Regions from separate parts of the Homo sapiens genome. Here all the other regions are linked to region 3. Evidence: chromatin contacts called from ENCODE Hi-C or POLR2A ChIA-PET data. All regions are on one chromosome and are shown on one strand. Each heading gives the region's core, a stretch centred on a gene start or an enhancer-like site at or near the end of the contact. The rest is flanking DNA. Distances are from core to core; before and after follow the strand shown.

The links. Hi-C counts contacts between places; a loop is a spot of excess contacts on that map. ChIA-PET counts read pairs that join two places held with the same protein, here RNA polymerase II (POLR2A). Pooled maps may share reads with other maps.
Region 1: a loop to region 3 is called in a pooled map, with 2.1 times the contacts of the local background. The contact joins the promoter of NAV2-AS4 here to the enhancer-like site in region 3. A Hi-C loop is called at or near these places in 1 of 168 maps with a recorded cell type or tissue (mammary epithelial cell) and 2 of 50 pooled maps. POLR2A ChIA-PET finds 5 or more read pairs at or near these places in 2 of 52 experiments (AG04449 and OCI-LY7).
Region 2: a loop to region 3 is called in a pooled map, with 4 times the contacts of the local background. The contact joins two enhancer-like sites. A Hi-C loop is called at or near these places in 1 of 168 maps with a recorded cell type or tissue (GM12878), 14 of 37 single-sample maps with no recorded cell type and 6 of 50 pooled maps. POLR2A ChIA-PET finds 5 or more read pairs at or near these places in 2 of 52 experiments (GM12878 and H1).

The regions. Positions count from the first base shown.
Region 1 is chr11:19,521,158-19,525,528 of GRCh38, forward strand. It overlaps NAV2-AS4 (NAV2 antisense RNA 4), which reads right to left and starts at 2,921. Exons shown (of 4, transcript NR_033989.1): 1 at 2,729-2,921. It also overlaps a transcript of NAV2 not described here.
Region 2 is chr11:19,430,580-19,434,741 of GRCh38, forward strand. It overlaps a transcript of NAV2 not described here. Among named protein-coding and RNA genes, the nearest start is that of NAV2-AS5, 75 kb to the right of the region's middle. RefSeq lists a silencer at 1,809-2,009. Within about 2 kb of position 2,197, at least 5 of the 41 ENCODE cell types and tissues checked have a DNase peak (open chromatin) inside an H3K27ac peak, as active enhancers do; they include GM12878, where a contact is called at or near this core.
Region 3 is chr11:19,473,844-19,478,599 of GRCh38, forward strand. It overlaps a transcript of NAV2 not described here. Among named protein-coding and RNA genes, the nearest start is that of NAV2-AS5, 31 kb to the right of the region's middle. Within about 2 kb of position 1,797, at least 3 of the 41 ENCODE cell types and tissues checked have a DNase peak (open chromatin) inside an H3K27ac peak, as active enhancers do; they include GM12878, where a contact is called at or near this core.

The sequences.
Region 1 (4,371 bases), core at 1,671-4,170, 48 kb after region 3:
AGAACTCTTCCACTTGGGTCATTCATAGTGGGTGGCCAGTGGTTGCCACTGGGTTTAGAAGAGTGATTGAGTCACGTGCTACTGCTGGGCAGACCCTCTGAGAGGAGGGTGAGGGGGCTGTGAGGAGACACCAGGCTTCCTCTTGGAGACCATGGACCCAGAGGCCAGTCCCCAAGTCCTAGGTAGCTGTGATCCACAGCAGCAGAGAGCCAAGCTTTGAGGAGCACAGGCTTTAGAATCCACGGCCAAATCGGAGCTGGCTCTCTAAGTGATGGGACATTTAGTTTCTGAGTTTTGGGTAAGATGAAATTAGATAATGTACATAAGTGCTCAGCAATAAAGGATCCAGTTATCGGGGAGGCAGAAGAAAATTCTCACGCCCTGTGCAGCTCACAGTTTCATTCTTGACCTATCTTATGCGTTAGTGGGGATATTTGAGGAGCTCCTTACCCTATCTGCCACTCTGTAATAATAACCAATAATTATATCTGATATCAGTGAGCACTTATTGAAGTCCAAGGGCTTCAGTCTTTTGTGTCTGGTCTTCACAACCACCCTGCACATAGGCCTTCTGAGATCCATTTTCCAGATGAGGAAGCAGGAATCAGAGGGAATAAGTAACGTGCCAACGGTCGCTCCAGCAGAAATGCAAACCCAGGACTGTCCCTCTGCATGGCTCTGGACCCTTCCTTTCTCTTTGGCCACTATCATTCAATCACTTTTGTGAAGAACTGTAGCCAACTACTCTCTCTCCCACCCTCTGCTCTGAGAGGCAGAATTTGGCAGGGGCTAAAACTGGGGTTTTAGAGTTTAGGCAGATGGGTTTGGATCCAGCTCAGTGGCCTACTAGCTGCATGGCTTGGACAGTCATTTGCCCTTTTGGGGCCACATTTTTGTTTGTAAAGTGAGGATAAGGCCTGCTACATAGAGAGGTCACAAGACAGTAAATGAGCTCAAGGACTTGTTGGTGCCCGACATACGCCAGATCCCACTTGCCTTCCTCAAGGATGGCTGTGCCGCTTGGAAGCCACCACACAGCCTCCCTCTTCTGCAGAACAGCAAGAAGGTGGGAGACAGGCTCAAAATGAAGCCACATTGCACCCCTCACAAGGCATTCGCCTCCCTCCATCGTCTCCAAGCCCACCACTGGAGGAGGAGCCCACTGCCTTATTCTTTTTGATAGAGAGAGGAGTGGTCCAGGGAGCATCTGCTTCTGTGTTTACAGGAGTGTGGCCTCCAGAGGTTTCTGATTTTCAGCGATAAACAGCTTAGAGGATGAGGCCCCACACCTTCAAGAGGCTCATAGTGTCAGCAGTAAGGGGCCAGCAACAGTGACCCCGCCTTCTTCCCTCCTCACCAGCCGGGGGTATCCAGAGTGCCCCTGGCCCCTGCTGGAACCCATGAGGCCCTCCTGAGCCTCCTCACCACTGGAGTGCCACTGGTGTGTGTCCAGCCTTCAGATGGTCACTGTCACCCCCACTGGCACCTTGTGGCCAGCATTTGAAGTGTTGGGCATGCCTTTCTTCACTGTGATACAATTTTTCTGCATAGGAGAAAAATCATGACACTTCTGAATAAGGGAGTTGCTGTGTTATTCTGTAGAAGAGAACATGCTCTGTCCAAGCTGTTATTTCACGTCTGTTCTTAAGAATTGTCACTTTAATTCCCCAATGTCAACAGAATCCTGATGGCATGGCTGCCTAGAGCTCAGCGTCCTCCATATACCAGCCCCAACCTACCTCCGGGGTCTTACTTGCAGTTATTATTATTGGGAATAATGATGGCTGTTGATTAAAATGATCATATCATCCACAGTTGAGGACTCACAAGGCATGAGGCCATCTCCTAAGCACTCGACTCATTATCTCACTGGGTTCTCATTGGAGAATTCATCCAGAGGAAGCAGGTGTTAGGTCCCATTTTGCAGTGAGAAGTCTGCAGCCAGGAGAGGGTACCTCACTTGTCCCTGGGCTCCTAGACTTCAAAGCTGAAGCTTGTGCTGCTCTGTTGACCATCACTCCACACCCAAGGCCCCCATCTCCTCCACACGAACTCCCTTCTCCAGTGAAAACCGCCTCCTGCCCGGTCCTCCTGTGTGCCTTTCACATGCCTTCCCCATGCTTGTCAGGCTGTTCCCTTGACCAGGAAAGCCTTGGGGAGCAGCAAGGTGAAATGGATGGGGCACAGGCTCTGGAGTCAGGAACAGTGCATCCCTCCTGTTCCACTTCCCAGCTCCCAAACTATTTAAGCTTTCTGGGCCTCAGTTTCCCTACCTGGAAAATGGGAAGATGTCATGTCATCATTGATTTGGTGAGGCAACATACACAAAACATCTGGGTGGTGGCACTGGCTCACCTGTTGAAGTTCTGCCTGAAGCTGGAGGCCCAGTTCTGCTTCCTCTAGAGCGAGGCCTTCTCTGACTAACTCAGTCTGGTGACATTTCTTCTTCTTCCGAGCCACTCTTCTTCTTTCTCCTCTAGGAAGTCCATGTGCCATGAGGGCAAGGGCCCCCACATTGACTTAATGCCATCGTTTGCACATTGCAAGAGCTTGATCAAGGTTTGCAAAGCAATTGCTCTTCAGGACTCGTCACCATCTGCACCCCACCTTCTTCTCCAGCATCCTCACTCTCTATACCCCAGTGTCTTCACTCTTCACCTCCCATCGCCCACTCTGAGCCTCCTGTATCTGACTCCCTGTGTCCCCAGACACTGAAGTTCTCTCTTACCTCCTGGCCTCTCTGTTTATAATGCCTTCCTTCACTTCTTTCCCTGGGTAGCTTCTGGTCTTCCTTTAAGATTTAGCCCAGGTGTTTTCTCCTCCTTCAGGAAGTCTTCCAGATACTCCAGGCTGGTTAGATACTCCTCCTCTCTGTTCCCACAGCCTCTGACTTCTCTCTTAGCACTTGTCAACCTGTATTTGTCCTGTTTGTTCACCTCTCTATCTCCCCTGGTAGGATATGATCCCCTGAGGGTAGGGACCCTGTTGTTGTCATCTCTGGAGCCCTGGCATTTGACATGGTGGCCACGACCAAGCCAGTATTTGTTGAGTAGATGGATGACTGGAGGAATGAGCACCTAGCTGAAAAATTCTGCACATCTGCCACTTGGAGTATCTGCTGGTTGGGTTATGCAACGTCTGTGTGTGTGATGTCACTTGGCCACCTTTACCTTTGCATCCAAGAGACTGTGCTAGCTTGTCAGGGAATGGGACACAGTACTACAGAGCTGTGTGTAAATCTGCATGTGCGTTTCGTGCCTCCAGTTCAAACCTTGTTCATTAGCACAGCAATTAACAGCAGAGCCTAATGACAGATGGCCCGGCTCTGCACCTGAACCCCTGGCTCCTTGGCAGGCTTGGAGCAGGGCAGGCACGTCTGGCATGGTTGATGTTTTCATTGATCTAGTGAGTTCAGCTCCCAGGGCTGCCGGCTATGGAGACAGTGAGCTGACGTCAGTACTGGCTTTGGTGGGGGGCTGGGCCTAAAAGGGCCAGGCTTGTAACAGACTCTTGGAAAGCTTGCAGAAGTTTGGGGACTTTATTGTTTTTATCTTTTTTTAAGATATTAATTTCACATTGGGAAGTCCCAGCACCCCACTCTCAAATTTTCCTAAGCTCTAAGGACTTCCCTAGGAGATGGTGTCTCTTTCCTGCTAATTCTTTACAAGCTTCTAGGCTTTCTACAATTGTTATTTAGGATTGTGATATCCAGGCCCTTTGACTTCAGCTAACAGACACAGCTTCGTGTTTAGAGTGGCATATAAGATCAGTGTTGTGTAAACACAATTATATTTAGCAAGTTTGGAGATGTGGGGTTTTTTTCTTCCTGTTAATCCCGGGTTTGAAATGGCTTCCTAGTTATTACCCTGTGAATGTCATTCATTTCTCCATAAAAGAAATATCAAATTTGTGTTCAAATAGTTGTCTGGGTCATAAATTCAAGCTAAAGTGCAGTGTGTCCTAAGCCATAGCAGATTTCACAGAACTGGAGTTCATTAGAGCTAGAAAGGATCTTACTGTCCAACCTGTGTCATTGACAGATGGGGAAACTGGGCCCCAGAGAGGTGCACTGATTTGCCCAAGGACACATGGCAAGTAGGTGGCAGAGCTGAAGCCACGTGTTGGTCTCCAGTGGCCCCTTTCCTACACCATGTTTCAGATCATCAGAAATGCTCAGGCTTTGCTGTGTGCCAATCCCAAACCACTCTAGAATGAATTTCTTAAGTGGTGTTGGATATGCTTCCTTGAGCCTGCCACCAAACTTGGTCTGAGTGAAATAGAAGAGGGGGTGCAGGCAGAGGAAGTGAGGACTGCGGTCTGTCGTTAGTGATGTGGAAACCACGCATCTTCTTTACGAAGGTGTTGACAAGT
Region 2 (4,162 bases), core at 947-3,446, 43 kb before region 3:
TTTACACACACTTTCAAACACCTGGAGACAGAGCAAGTTCTCAAGAACTTTCTCACTTTGGCCTGCTTCACTAACACCAGGGAGTTGTTTTTGCAAGTTTCTGGAGCTCTGCACACATCCAGTTAAGAAGATATGATGCCAGTCTCCCCTGCCGTGTGGATCAGTTGACAGTTGAGGGTAGAGAGCATCACTTTTCTTTGTCCCCTCCAATTCATCTACAGATGTCCGTGGAAAGGTCCGCTCCTCAGAGAAGCTCCAGCCTCCTCTGACACAGCCTCTTACCCAGGGAGGGTGTTTCCAGGCTAGCTTTGCCATCTTCCAGTAAGTGCTGCAAGTGTGTCAAGCAGCCCTCTAGAACATGGGCTACTTGCCACCAATTATCTTTAGCCTGAGGCTTTAGCCAAGATTCAGACACAATAGAAAAAAACTCCCTTCATGGCCTGCTAAACCTTTATAATGTAAATCTGCCTTATTTTAGCTTTGTTAAAGGCAAAATAGACAGGCAGGTGGAGGGGCATCTCATCCCTGCCTGGAAGCTGCCCACAGCTAGTTTCCACTGCTGTCCCTCAGCCCTGGTCTGATGGTACCAGGGATAAAGAGTGCATCCCTTCAAGCTGTGCTGAGTTGCTGCTGGTTAAAGCCCGAAGTGGGAATCGGCACAGCAGGCTGTTGCTTCCTGGAGCAAGAAGGTAAGCGAAGGTAAGCAGTCATTCTTCTAGTTCTTTGCTGCGTTTAACGACTGCTGAAGCTGGAAGTGTGACAGGGCACTGCAGTGTACCCATCTTAGTGTGCCGCAGGAGGAGGTCCTGGGGGTGGGCAAGCATGCTATGCTGAGAAATGAGACCAACCACTGAGCACAGAAGCCACAAAAAGACCCTGCCTCCATGGTTTTCAAATTTTATTTCTGTTTCAGAAAATATTGTTCCAAGAAACTCTTACCTGGAATTCTGTTGCACTAGAACAGTTTTTCTGGCCAAAGTGAGGTTGGGGCTGGGTGCTGACCCCATCCTTCTTGGTCTCCTTCCTCTCCTTGTGGTTCTGATAGGGCTGTAAGGAACCTTTGGAATTTACAGAGCAGAGAGTAACAAACAAACAAACAAATGCCTGGTGTCGGAAGATAGAATTTAGATTAAGAGCAAATTTGCAGGACTGGGACCTTCTGTAGAGTCTATCAAGATGAAATATAGTAAGCCAAGATTTGCACATATAGGTGCAAGGTAGAGAGTGCTGGCTTAGCAGCAGCTAGGAAAAACACAGCTTTTGGATTTTGCCATAACACACATCACATTTTCCAACATACATCATAGTGTGATCTGGTTGTCGAAAGTATTGATAAGACTGGGTGCGGTGGCTCATGCCTGTAATCCCAGCACTTTGGGAGGCCAAGGCTGGCCGATCACCTGAGGTCAGGAGTTCGAGACCAGCCTGGCCAACAGGATGAAACCCTGTCTGTATTAAAAATACAAAAATTAGCTGTGTGTGGTGGCACAGGCCTGTAATCCCAGCTACTTGGGAAGCTGAGGCAAGAGAATCACTTGAACCCGGGAAGTGGATGTTGCAGTGAGCTGAGATTGCACCACTGCACTCCAGCCTGGGCAACAAGAGCAAAACTCCGACCAAAAAAAAAAAAAAAAAGCATTGATAAGCTTGAATTCACATTCTGTGAATGTGATGAAAACCCAGAATCCTTCTGTAGAAATTGCCACTTTCCTCTCCTGTGGCCCACCCCTGTCATCATTGTTAATTGATGTTTATTGATTAGGGGAGAGCATTTGAACTAACCCATAGGCTGATCAGCAGCTGCTAGGACAAACTGCAGCTAAAACATTTCATGACTGAGTTGGTGGTGATTAAGGGAAAAGATCATATTCTCTCCCTGTGGAAGTGTTGAATTTAAGTCATAGAGAGTATGTTGGGAAAAAAACCACAAATGGCACACTCACAAGAAGGCAGGCAGAAGCCAAAAGGCGTCATGGACAGTGAGGAGGTGAAAGCCAGGATGAAGCAGCCACTGAGAAGACATGGAGCATGGAGAGCGAGGCAGTGGGGGAGTGGGTGGTATGGAGAGCAGCAGAAGTCAACCAGGAAGGAGCTGGGGCCCCCAAGGTACAGCTAGGGTGTCCCTGTAGTGGAGACTGCACTGAATTCTAGATTTCCCTGCAGGTTTCAAAGCATGTTCCAGTACTAATCCATTCCAGGGTTTCTGTGAGGCCCAGGTTCTTGTGTTCTTTACCCTCATTTGAATCTCCCCAATAACTCTTACCGCAGCTGAGGAGAGCTGCTGCTGTCCTCTGAGGCAATTCTTACTTTTCAAAATGCCTCAAACCCAAACACAAGAGTCCAGCTCACCCAGAACCACAGTGTCCTGAAGGCACTGATGTTAACCCCATTCCTTTCCATATTGCTCAAACTGTGGCCAGCTCCTGTCACTTCAGTTTTCACTGGACATTGACAAGCTGGAGTATGTTCTGAGGAAGAGTCCTGGGAGTTATGCTGTATAGAGGACTTTGGGGCAGAGACAAGGAAAAGATAAGAGTTCAGACTTCAATTCTGTCTTCAAATGCCTGAAGGGTCAATATGTAGAGATGGCACTATATTTTGAGAGGATGCCTCTAAAGGGCAGATACAGGACTGAAAAATGGAATGTTTGTGGAGGTCAGTTTCAGCTTTCTAACTGGAAGTACTCTTTAACACTAGAATGTGTTACTTCATTAAGTGGTGAGCTCCCCATCAAAGAGGGCAAGCAGAACAGGATGCTCTACCTGGAATTCTCTAGAGGAAATTTCTGCATTTGATGGGGCACCAACAAGGTAAAGCCCAAGGTGCCCCGCAAGCATGAGATCCTTGGCTTTATTTTGTGCCTTTTAATAGCAAACAGATATCTGGTCCTGCTGACCTGCCTAAAAGGAGGAAATGAAACTTGTTGACTATTGCTTTTTAGGACTGAATTTGGAAGGAGGCAAAAACAAATCTATTTTCAGAGCAGCAAATGCCAGCACAATTTACATCAAAACCCCCATCTGCTCAACTGAAAGGCGGTGGTATGGACCAAGCATTTTGTGAGCCAGCAACAGGCTTGCTTGTTGAAGAATGTTAGCTCCATGGGGAGTCTCTGATTAGGCCCCTGAAGCTAACTGGGGCCTTTATATTAACTTCTTGCAGTTGTGACCACTGTTGGCAAATTGTATTTCCCCCAATTCAAAGGCAGATCATTGCTTTTCAAAAGATCTCACATCCAATTGAATGTTTAAAGTATTATATGCACAAATAAAATCTGTATTAGAGAAAAGTCTCAAAAAATAGAAATGTATTAGAGTAAATAATGCTGGCTGCTGTAAGAGATGAGCCTCAAAATCGCAATGGCTTAACACTTCAGCATCTGGCCAATAGGCAAAGGAAGAGAGAGCAAGAAGTATCATGCAGGAAGTGTAGGTGCCAGGCTTGGAAGTAATGACTATTTTGCACACACTCCATTGGTGCAAACAAATCACATGGCCTCTGTTGGATGAAAGGAGAGTGGAAAATGAGCCAAAAAAAAAAAAGAGGAGAACATGGATATTGGTGAACACCAGCAGTCTGTTATAAGAAACAGAAGATGTGGTTTTCCATGTGTCTCAAGAGATGGATACTACAAATTTATCCATGAAATTGGACCAAGGCATCAGATTTTACACACAGTAGATGCTCAGTGGCTGATGAGGTACATATTAAAGATATTAAGGCATCTTGGTCCCTGGAGGGAGAAAGTGGCACTGGGGTTCATTTCTGTGTGATTAGGTGATGGAGAACTGAAGCATTTTTAAAAGCAGAATTCATATGTCAGAATGGCCAATGTTTTATTATTGATAATTAGAAAAAGGAGAATGAAGAAGTTGGAGAGCAAGAAAGGAAGTGAGGAGTTTTTCAGTGTATCCTTGAGAAGAAGAAAGGAGCTGAGTTGCCACCAGAAGCATGGAATCCAGAGCCAGACTGGACATGAAGCTACCAAGAATGAATACACAGTGATTTATCCCCAGCTTTGGGGCACATTTCTTTTTTAGCTCCTTTAGAAAATAAGTATTTTAACAGCTCCTAAGGCATTTTCCTCTTTTGCAAAATCAAATTACTCTGAACTGGGAGGTGGAGTCAACACCTTGGCTTTGTTATAAATGAGACTTCAAAT
Region 3 (4,756 bases), core at 547-3,046:
GCCCGAAGTTTCAAGCTTCCCGGAGGAGACCATTTTTGCCAAGAATTGCCTTATGCTGACATAAAAGGTTATGACCTCCTTGGCTGAATTTGAGACAACTCTGAAGGGTCGTTCTAGCTCCAGGGGTCCTCATCAGGTCCGCTGGGGCCTGCAGGCCCACTATTCCTTCTTTTTAGTCCTGGACATTTCCTTACACATAGCCCTCTCTAGAGCACTGTCCCATAAACTGGTCTTCATTGCTCTGTGCCAGAAATAATTTCAGGGAACCCAAACTAAGAAATTGGGGTTCTAGCCTATGGAAGAAGTAGAAGGGTATGAGAACCAGCAGTCCTTTTTGCCTGCAGCCATCCCACTTCTCATGTCAGCTCTGAAGAAATACTTGTAAATGTGTCCAAAGAAGCAATGCAAGGCCAGCCCAGTGGCATCGTTTGTGAGAGTGAAAACAATGAGACGCTAAATGAACCATAGTGAGGCTGTATTTTGGGGCATGTTAGAAAGACTGAGAAAGTTCTTGATCTGCTGCATTCTGTATTCTCCAAATGTTGACTGTAATAAGGAAAGTGTGAAAGATGTGTACACTATGATACAATTTTATTAGAAAGCATCAAACAATACACGTATGTGTAGCCATAGAAAATGTATGGTTTATAAACAGGAAACAAAAGAAGGCTACTGTGGGCGCTGATGCTAGCAGCTGCCTTTGGAGAGGACAGGAGAGCATGTGAGGCTTTTAAGTGTAGCAATGGAGTGAAGGAGTGGATGAGGGTGATCTATAGAGCTGCAAGCCTTATCTGTAATGCTGTATAAAAACAATATATTCATGGATTATTTGCACAGTTAAAAAATCTATATTAAAAAAGAAAAATAGAAATCCATTATTGCTCACAGGACTAAAAATCAAAGTCATCTCCAGAGAACCGATGAAAAAAGCCAGCTTTGCTGTCCAAAGAGAATCCTTTATTTTTATTTCCAGGAGGTCTTGAGACCTCAGGCAAATCACTCTGCCTCTCTACACCTCAGTTTCCCCATCTGTGAAGTGGCAGTCACAAGCCCCGTCTCATCTGCTGCAAGGCTGAGACGCGGTAAGCTTTACAAAGCTGCCAGCCTGGTGCCCAGTACTCCATTAGTGGTGGTGGGTGGTGGGGAATGAGTTGGTCAAATGAACAACTGTCTCATTCAGGATGCCCAGCCAGCTGCTTAGACAACTTTCCACTGGGCCTTGGGTCAGCAGCCACAGAGAAGGGGAGGTCTCTCCACTCCCTGGTCACAGCCTGCATCTGGGGAAAGCCGGAAGGCTAAGGACAGATGATTCCGGACCATTCCAGGTGTTCTGGGATTGAGTCTCTCTTTCTGATATATGAGCAACGGCGTGTGTAGCTGCTGGGCATGTTTTGTGTTACGTCAAAGGATTTGGGTGGTTTTTCTGTCCTCTTGTTTCTCAGAATGAAGAGGACAAAGCCTTTCTTTTCAGTGAAGCCCAGCAGACCAGAAAGGCTTTGAAATCATGAAATGCAAATACTGCTGCCTTTGAGCCACATGGAAGGCGGAGCTGCTGAATTAAATTAACATGGCCCATAAATAGAGAGTTTAAAAAAATGGGAGGCCAAGTGTTCAGAGGCTTTTGTCCAGGGGAGAAATAATCACAGGACAATGGTCTATTTTGTTTGGATTACAGGCTGGTATCACATTAGCTCAAACCTGGCAATATTTATGTTGAACACTGCTGTTTGTGGAGCCGCTGCTGTCCCAATTTATCTCTCTGGGGAATCCCTGGAGGCAAAGCAAACTAGGAAGGGAATCTCCACCTCCTGCTGACCTGCCTGGTTCTGCCTACCACTGCCAGAGAGTGCCTAGTGCTTGGCCATCCATGGAGAGGAAAATGTCCCACAGAGAAAATGAGGACGTGCAGATAAAAGTCAGCCTGAAAAAAATAGTTGTTCAGGAGATGTGCCATAAAAATCGGTCTGTCCTGCCTTTCTTGAGAAATCAGAAGAACCAACAACTTTTGTCGTGCATGTTCATATGGTAAGAGCCACGAAGTGGCTGCCCCTTGGCTCCAGGCATTCCTGTTAGCCTCAGTCTTCACCATGACCTTTCTGCCTGAAGTCGAGTGTCAGTTGCCCTTAAGAGCATGCCATTCTTTTTTTTTGAGACAGAGTCTTACTCTACTCACTAGGCTGGAGTGCAGCGGCGGGATCTTGGCTCACTGTAACCTCCGCCTCCTGGGTTCAAGCAGTTCTCCTGCCTCAGCCTCCCGAGTAGCTGGGACTACAGGCACGCGCCACCATGTCCAGCTAATTTTTGTATTTTTAGTAGAGACGGGGTTTCACCATGTTGGCCAGGATGGTCTCGATCTCTTGACCTTGTGATCCACCTGCCTCGGCCTCCCAAAGTGCTGGGATTACAGGCGTGAGCCACTGCACCCGGCCCATTCTTACACTATTGTTTCTCTTACAGTCAAAAATAGTTCTCTAAACCCCCAACATTATTAAGATGTAAGATAATGCAAGCTAGACCATCAAGAGACTTTTTTTTTTCCCCTATAGCCAGCCTGCCTTACTCCTATGGGTATTTGTATTGCCAACCACTGGGCTACTGCTAGAACCTCTAGGCCTGGATCCTGATTTCAGTTTTTTACCAACTGATCTGATCCTAAGCAGCCATTCCTGCACTCTCTTCCACTTTGATGCCACTACCCTCACATGTAAAAAAAGGTGGGGGGCAGTTTTTCCCCCTGAACTATGTTCTGAGTAACATTAGCTCTGTGGAACATGATAGGATCCATGATCCAATACACCGGGAAGCACATGTTAGACAGAACAAGTCAATCGCTGTGTGCAGGACTTTCCAAGCTGATGTGCATCTGTTTCCCAAATGAATTTACTAGGAAAGCCTATTTCATGGAGCCTCTTGGGACACTAGTGTTCTCTTGCTTAGACTTGGGGAATCAAAAGGTGATGTCCAAATTCCTGCCAGCATGAAAGCTCAGTGCCCAGGATGGTCCTCCCGGTACTTAGCCCTGGGTCAGGGCATCTTGCCCTGGACCAGCAGCCCCAGTTTCTACCACCTTCCTATGTGGTTTCCTTCTCCCACCCTCCACTCTCCCTCTCCTCTTCATGGCCCCCTCAGGTGTCAGGTGGGAGGCTTAAAGGAGAGGGGTTATCACAGCCCCACCCTCCATCATATTGCATTCCCAAGGGGTCCTTTGCCCCCACACCTGGTCACAAGGAGATAAATATGGCCAGTCTTGGGTCAAGCGAAATGATTTTTTTGGATAAGACTATCCAAACCCTTCCCAAGGTAAAGTCAGGTTCTCAGGCAGCTCTCTAGCAAAGCTGACAGATAAGCATTGATGAGGGTATTGCTAAGAAAAAAATGCAAACCCTATAAAACCTGTCATATTTATGGGCCTTTTATGTCCAACTCTGCTGTTCTCTGTTTTCTGCAATTTTTGCCACTTACATTACACCAAAACCTCCTAGAAGGCAGGGAGCTGCACTGATTTTGTTTGCATTATTTATTATATTTTGTGCATTGAAACAGTTTATCAGCAAGGATTTATTGAGTGGGATTACTGCCCTCTGAGGTATAAGTTCCTACCTTACAGTCCTACAAGTAACAAAATCCCCAGTGTGACAGAGTGGAGAATTGTGAATTTTGCATTCAGACGGAACTGGGTCTATGTGGTCTATATGGTCTTGGTCACATTACTTCTTTCTGGGTCTCAGTTTTCTCATCTCTAAAATGGAGACCATATTGGGAAATTTACAACCTTCATGAGGGTCCCCAGCATAGAGCCTGACATACGGCAAGCAGTCCATGGGAATTTACTGTTATTGTGATGGCTGAAGGTTTACCTGAGACTTCCTTTCATGTACATAATCTCATTTTATCTTCATGGCCTCTCCTTGAGCTCAGTGAGGCTAGGATTATGAACATCTTTTACAGATGAGGAAACAGGAGTTTAGAGAGATTAGGGCATTGCCTGAAGTTTCTCAGCCAAAAAGTGGGGAGCCAGAACTTAAAGTTTGAGCAGGAATTAAATTCTATACCCTGGGTGGCCTTCAGAATATAGCACTAGATCCCAAAATACAATGCTTTGCCAAATGCAATGTCATTCAATACAAAGGCTAACTTGCTGCTATCATGGCAAATTCAGCAGGTATTGCTATAAGCAAGGATCTTCCCTAGAAAGCTATCCTATAGCCTTCAAAATGCTCAAAGAGCCCTTATACGGGTAATAAGCTATATATGTTAAAAAAATGTTTCATTGGGCAGAAAATGGTCAGGGTCAATTAGAGAAAGTGGGCAGGTGCCAGGGGAGAGATAGTAGGTCACAGGAACAAGACCTCCTTTTGGCAGGCATGGTGGAGGTGAGATTCAAATATGGGCAGCAGAAGAGAAGGGCGGAGAAAATTGCACAAGCAAAGCTCTACATCAGCAAAGTGAAGGGGAGTCCCAGTCACTGAGGGTGACTGGACAGGGAGACCCGGAGCCCGGTGCCTGCAAAAATTGCTGATGGAAGGTTTTAAATGTGAGAGGATGAGGTGAGGGGAGTTGGCAGGAGACGATATCAAAGCAACGGACAGAGCAGGCCAGTTTGGAGTTCACTGAAAAGAAAAACAGCAAGGACCTTGCAGACTAAAGCAGAAGGAAAAACAAGAAATGGGGAGGATATTAGCTAATTAATTAATTCATCAAATATTGTAATCAGCCCATTAAAATTTGTAGAGCACCTACAATGTGTTTGTGAGTT